2 separate regions of the Homo sapiens genome follow, and region 2 is linked to region 1. Evidence: chromatin contacts called from ENCODE Hi-C or POLR2A ChIA-PET data. All regions are on one chromosome and are shown on one strand. The core of a region is the stretch at or near the end of the contact, and the rest is flanking DNA. Distances in the headings are between cores, read along the strand shown.

Region 1 (2,700 bases), core at 49-2,548:
GGGTGGATGTTTATGTAAGTTGAGGTTCTCCTATTGGTTACTGCACTCTTCTTTAGATTGTGCATACAGACCTACCCAGAGAAGCCAGTATCCATGGCTTTGGAGAGTTCAAATATTCAATTTTCCGTTCAAAAAAAGGTAAGCGAAATACTTAAGTCTCAGGCCCACTAGGACCTTAAGCCTTTCGTTTTTGTAAATATTTCACTAATAAACTGTCTACACTTTCCCAGATTGGGCAGGCCTTACATTCTATATATACTGAGAGGCACATTATCTCACTAAGCCTCAATTTCCTCATTTGTAAAAAGGATAAGAACATCAATCCTACCTTACTACTTTCACGGGATTGGTTAAAGTTAGCTTTTAAAGTATTTTCTCACTCTGGCTCCTTAATACCCTAGCTACAGTCTGACACAAGAATGACTGCAGCAAAATGTTGGCTGTATTATAATAAAAATATTTGTGGAAAGGCTTTGTTAGCTGGAAGCCATCTCAAGTATTATTCTTTATACCCCAATCTCGATTTAGGCCTCTAGGTAACCAAATTCAAAGTAACACCTCATCATCATGATGGTTGCCAAGGGGTAGGTGGAGGGACTGCAGCCCCTTCCCCACAAACAATTCCAATAAAAACACTGTTGTGCAAACAGAGCTTCACGACCAGTTCCCTGGGCCAGCTGCTCACCAGATTACCACTCCCAAACTCCCTTTTCTTTGGAAATACTGCACCTGCTGTATTTGTGGGGAGCTGTATAACTTTTGAAGTATCTAAGTGATCAGTTCCTACAATGACATCCTTGAGATATGGCCACGGAACTTTCCAAAGCAGCCTTGGCCTCCTTCATGTCCAGCAACCTGAGATAAGGCCACGCCACCGGCTAAGAGTTCCGCCAGGGGCCCAGCTCTCAGGAGGCCTCTTCGGTGCCGCCAGCCTCCCGAAGTCATCCAAGGTAGCAGGCAAATCCGGCAGCAGCAAACTAGCTCGGATTCGGCTTCGGTTTTTCTCCTGGCCGGCGCCACAGGCCCCTCCTCCGGGGCGGGCTCCTCGGTGCGAGGGCAGGAGGGGCGGAGCCGGTGGATGCCGCGGGCTCCTCCTCCCAAGGGCGGGCCGCGGGAGACCCGGCCGGCTTTGCCGGCGGGGACCGGGCTGGGGGCGGGGCCGGGCGCCGCGAGCCCCTCCTCTCGAGGGCCGGCCGGTTTGGCGGCGGCTGCGGAGGGTATCTGAGGCTCGGCTGCCAAGCCGAACGGGCTCTGGCTCCTCCCAGTGGCCGGCCGGGGCGGAAGCAGGAGGCGGGGGCAGCGTGCGCGCTGCTGGTCTTCTCTCCCGCGGCGCTGGGGCCCGCGCTCCGCTGCTGTTGCTCCATTCGGCGCTTTTCTGGCGGCTGGCTCCTCTCCGCTGCCGGCTGCTCCTCGACCAGGCCTCCTTCTCAACCTCAGCCCGCGGCGCCGACCCTTCCGGCACCCTCCCGCCCCGTCTCGTACTGTCGCCGTCACCGCCGCGGCTCCGGCCCTGGCCCCGATGGCTCTGTGCAACGGAGACTCCAAGGTCAGCGTGGGGGTCCCTGCAGCACCGCATCCCGGCGGAGGCGAGGCTCCCGGACCGGGGAGCCACCCCGCGAGGCCCTTCCCCACCCCCTTCCCCCAGCCCGTCCGCGCAGCCCTGCGCCCCGGGCAGCCACGCGTCGTAGAGTCCCTGGTCGGGGCCTGTGGCATGTTTTATCTCGGGAGCGGCGATGCTTTGTTGATCTTGTCTGCGTGTCGAGGTCCGGGCGTCGGGGAGGGCATCAGCTCCCCGCGGCCGCGTCGCTGGCCCCCGCCTCCCCCGCGCCGCTGTGGGGCGCAGAGCCCGCGAGCGCGGCGCGAGGGTGGGGGTAGGGCGGCGAGCGGGCTTGTGTGTCTGCGTGTCGGGGTGGGGGCTTCCTCGGCTCCCACCCCGTCCCTCTGGGAGGCTGGGGGCCCGTTGTGGCGATCCCGGGGCCCGCCGAAGGCAGGGCAGGGTCGGGGCCTCCTGTGCGGCGTTGGAGCTGGGCCGGCCTCTGGTCTTCCCGCCACCCCGTTTCCCGCCTGCCCTCGGCGAGGCCCGCTCCATTCCCCCCGCCAGCCTTGGGCTCCGCGGCGGTTAGGCCGGTTCTGGACGAACCCCTCGGAGCTGCACTGTCTTCCCCCTCCCCCAACGCCCCTGCAGGCCCGCGTGAGGGCTGGTGGCCCCAGGGTCGCGCACTCCGTTCTCCCTCCCCGCTTCCTTCTCAGAGAGGAAAGGGTGTGTGTCCAGGTCCCGCCCCCGTCCAGCTTGCTCCCTGTCGAGCTTGCTGGTTTGCGGGGTAACCCGCTTCCCCGCCTTTGGGGTCCCTCCCCGGGACGCGAGCCGTGCCAGCTCGCCCGAGGCCTGGGCAGTCCGGAGTTCCGGAGTGCTGGAAAAGTTGCCGCCTTGACGTACCCGGCGGGGAGAGCACGTTTGACCGCTGCTGCTCATCTCTCCTCCAACTCACTTTTCTTAGACCGTTCCTCTTACTTTCGTCCCGCTTTTGAATTGGGCACCTTCGCTTTCACCTCTGTATTAAAATTTTCATTGGCCTGGAGTTCTTTCTGACCTTCACTAAGTCAGTTTTGCCAGCGGGAAACCGTGCAGTTTTGAATTGCGATTTACTTCATTAAGATACACCTCCTCTGTACGCTGTTGAGGGCCTAGCTTTAGGAAAA
Region 2 (2,951 bases), core at 146-2,645, 790 kb before region 1:
GCATTAAACTGTGAGGGTCCAGGCGCATTACGGCTGATTTCAGTAGGTAGAGCAGACACACTTTAGTTTATTTTTCTCTTTCTCACTCCCCACCCTCAACCTCCGATGTACACACGTTTTAAGATTCCCTGAAGTCAGGAGGTGGGAGCGGAGAGTTTCAGTTCAGATCTTGACATGAGAGTACTTCGACCAAGGAAAAGAAAGGGAAGAAAGAGGGAAGCGGGGTGGAGAAAGCAGGAGCAAGGAAGGAAAGAAGGAAACGGGGAGGGAGAGTAAGAAAAAAGAAAACGAAGGAGGGAGGGAGAGAGGACATTTAAATGAAGAAGGAAGGAAGCTTGGATTCAGGGAGGAAAGGGAGCGGGAAAGAGAGCGAAAGAAGAGCGTGAGAAGAGGCAAGCATTATAGTCTCCGGTCCACAGGGGAGAGATGGAGCCCCCTCAGGACTAGAGAATCCCGAAGAGCCCGTGTATTGTTTTCTTGAAAGCCCCGAAGCTAAGCAATTCTAAAAATGTTTAGCAAAGCCCTTTTGGGAATGGTGAGATGGGGGGTGGGGAGGATGGGACATTTTCATTGCCACCGCCCGCCCCCCGTCTCCCCGGCCCCCTCACATGAAGTGACTGGATTTGGGAGACCTAGCGGAAACCTTCAGGTCACCCAGGGAACTGCTCCTCTCTCTGGTCCTGCAGCGGCGAGGCGGGGTAGGGGGTGGGGGGGGTGGGCCGTGAGAGCGCCGAGACGCGCGGGGCGCGGAGATGTGCAAGTGGCGAAGCTTGACCGAGAGCAGGCTGGAGCAGCCGCCCAACTCCTGGCGCGGGATCTGCTGAGGGGTCACGGTGAGTCTCTGTGGGTGCGGGTCGGAGGGATGCCCAGGTGCCTCGTCGCCCCACGGCCCGGGCGGAGGCGGGTCCGGAACCTCCCCCAAGTCCGGCCTCAGCCTGGAGCCCGCGCGCCTTGGGCGGATGCACGGACTGAGAGGCGCTTGGCTGGGCTCTCAGCCCGCCACTGCCACCCGGCCCCGTGCGCTCATTGGTCGGGATGTGTCGGCTCAGCAGCCTCCAACTTCTCCCGAATCCCACTGGTGAGTCCCAGGAGAGCGAGCTGAGGGAGAAAGGTCCAAAGGGCGCGAGCGCCCAGGGCGCTGGGAGCCCGTGGGACGGGCACGGGGAGGGCAGAGCCAGCCGAGGGGAGCGGCTGCCGGGAGGTGCGCTGAGCAGGGTCCGCAGCTAAGGTCCAGCGCGATCCGAGCGCCCAGGACCCTGCGGCCGTGGAGGAGGCGTGCCCTGGGAAGGAGCCGCTACTGGGACCTGAAGAGTGAGGGGAGGGAGAGGGGCCCAGAGGGTGACCTGGAGGAGGGCTCTGGAAGTCACGTCAGGTTGGCTCTTCAGGTTCATTTCCATAGTTCCCTGCGGCCTCTGCCTTGGGGAGTTATGTTTTGTTACCGAGATCCGCGCTACCAGATTGCACCGGGGCTGATTTGGGGGCTGGGAATTTGCCATTCTGCTGTACAGACACTGATTTTTTTTTCTTCTTTTTAAAAAGCAAGGTTTGTTTTCATTTTGGTTTCTGTCGGATTTTCTCATTTGTAACTCACTTTTCTATTTTTACTTTTCTTAACCGGAAGATCTTTTCATTATCCCACCTCTTCATCTTGCTTTTAACCTGATTTCCTATTATATAATTAATGCTTAAATCTCACAAGGGTTGGTCGGTGCGGGGCTGGTGTGTCCTTTTGTAGATGAAAGTTTAAGACCTCTTAACTGGTTTCAGTCTATTTGTCTGGTTTCAAAATAAGGGTAATTGCAACCAAATATCCCTCTTTAGCTTCTCGATCAAGTCGATTCCTCCCCCATATATGATTCAAATGGCAATTTTATTAAACTGAAAACTAGTACCTGACTTGCAGCGTCAGCATTTGGAAAGTGCTTGTCGGCAAATCGACTGTATGAAGGCGTGTAGCTTCATCCCCTGCCATTTTTGTGGGTTCTAGCACTTTAAAAAATTGTCTGGTAATTTCTTGGACTTAACCCTGTGTCTTTGGTTGTAGAGCAGCACTAACCAGGGGAGTAATATGGTTGGCACTTCGTGTCCAGAACTCCGTATTTCAGGCTGGGAAACACCTAATTAATGTCTGGGAAACAAGAAGATGATTTATCCTGAGTACCTCTGTCCTCAGCTTCTGCAGACACAGTTTAAATATGGAAACTGTTTCTCCTTCTTCCTGTGCCTCAGTTTCCATAGAACAAACTGTAATTGCATAGCACAGCTTCAGGAACCTGCAGATATAAGTTAATGTTATAATGTGCAGTGAAGATGAAAACTGCTTAGCTAAGTCTAAGTCTGTAAGTCAATGAGATTTCCTTTTTAACAAATCAGTTATCCAGGTTTCCTGCTTTGACTGTCTGATATAGTAATGCTTATGCTCAACTGGTATAAGAATTGCTGCTTTACATTGCTTTGAAATTAAGCTTACACTTAAAATAGTAATTTATTCTGTTGGTAATATTGTCGAGCTGAAGTTTGCAGGTTCTTGTTATCTTAGACCTCCTAATTCTCTATTCTCGTCTGTGGCAGTGTCCACTTTTCCGTTTAAACTTTTTATTTAACACATCTTCAGTTGAAGTGAAATATTTTAAGAATACAGGTATGTTTTTGCGTACCCTGCTTTATATGGGACTATAAGCCTCAACTTGGTATTTTTTTTTTTTTTGTATTCTTTTGTTTACTTGTCCCCCTTACTCTTCTCTATGGGATTGGGTGTGGTTAAGTTGGATATTCAGGTATTTGGGGTTTAGTCATATGTTCCACAGTGAGATTCCAGATACTGTCCCCTGATGTCTTAAAGAAAAATTGTGAACCTTCCAGAATTAACTGGAAATGAACGACAAAGTTAATTAGGAGATTAAACTTGCATCATTTCTGCTTTTGCTCAATGCTTTTGAAAAAAGGCTACT

What was found. Hi-C counts contacts between places; a loop is a spot of excess contacts on that map. ChIA-PET counts read pairs that join two places held with the same protein, here RNA polymerase II (POLR2A). Pooled maps may share reads with other maps.
Region 2: a map of OCI-LY7 shows a loop between it and region 1 (4-fold over the local background). The contact joins the promoter of MME here to the promoter of GMPS in region 1. A Hi-C loop is called at or near these places in 1 of 168 maps with a recorded cell type or tissue (OCI-LY7) and 1 of 50 pooled maps. POLR2A ChIA-PET finds 5 or more read pairs at or near these places in 1 of 52 experiments (T-cell).

Annotation. Positions count from the first base shown.
Region 1 is chr3:155,869,352-155,872,051 of GRCh38, forward strand. It overlaps GMPS (guanine monophosphate synthase), which reads left to right and starts at 1,299. Exons shown (of 16, transcript NM_003875.3): 1 at 1,299-1,546. The coding sequence starts at 1,520. RefSeq lists enhancers at 744-793, 1,333-2,092 and a silencer at 934-2,153.
Region 2 is chr3:155,078,924-155,081,874 of GRCh38, forward strand. MME (membrane metalloendopeptidase) reads left to right here and starts at 1,396. Exons shown (of 23, transcript NM_007289.4): 1 at 1,396-1,543.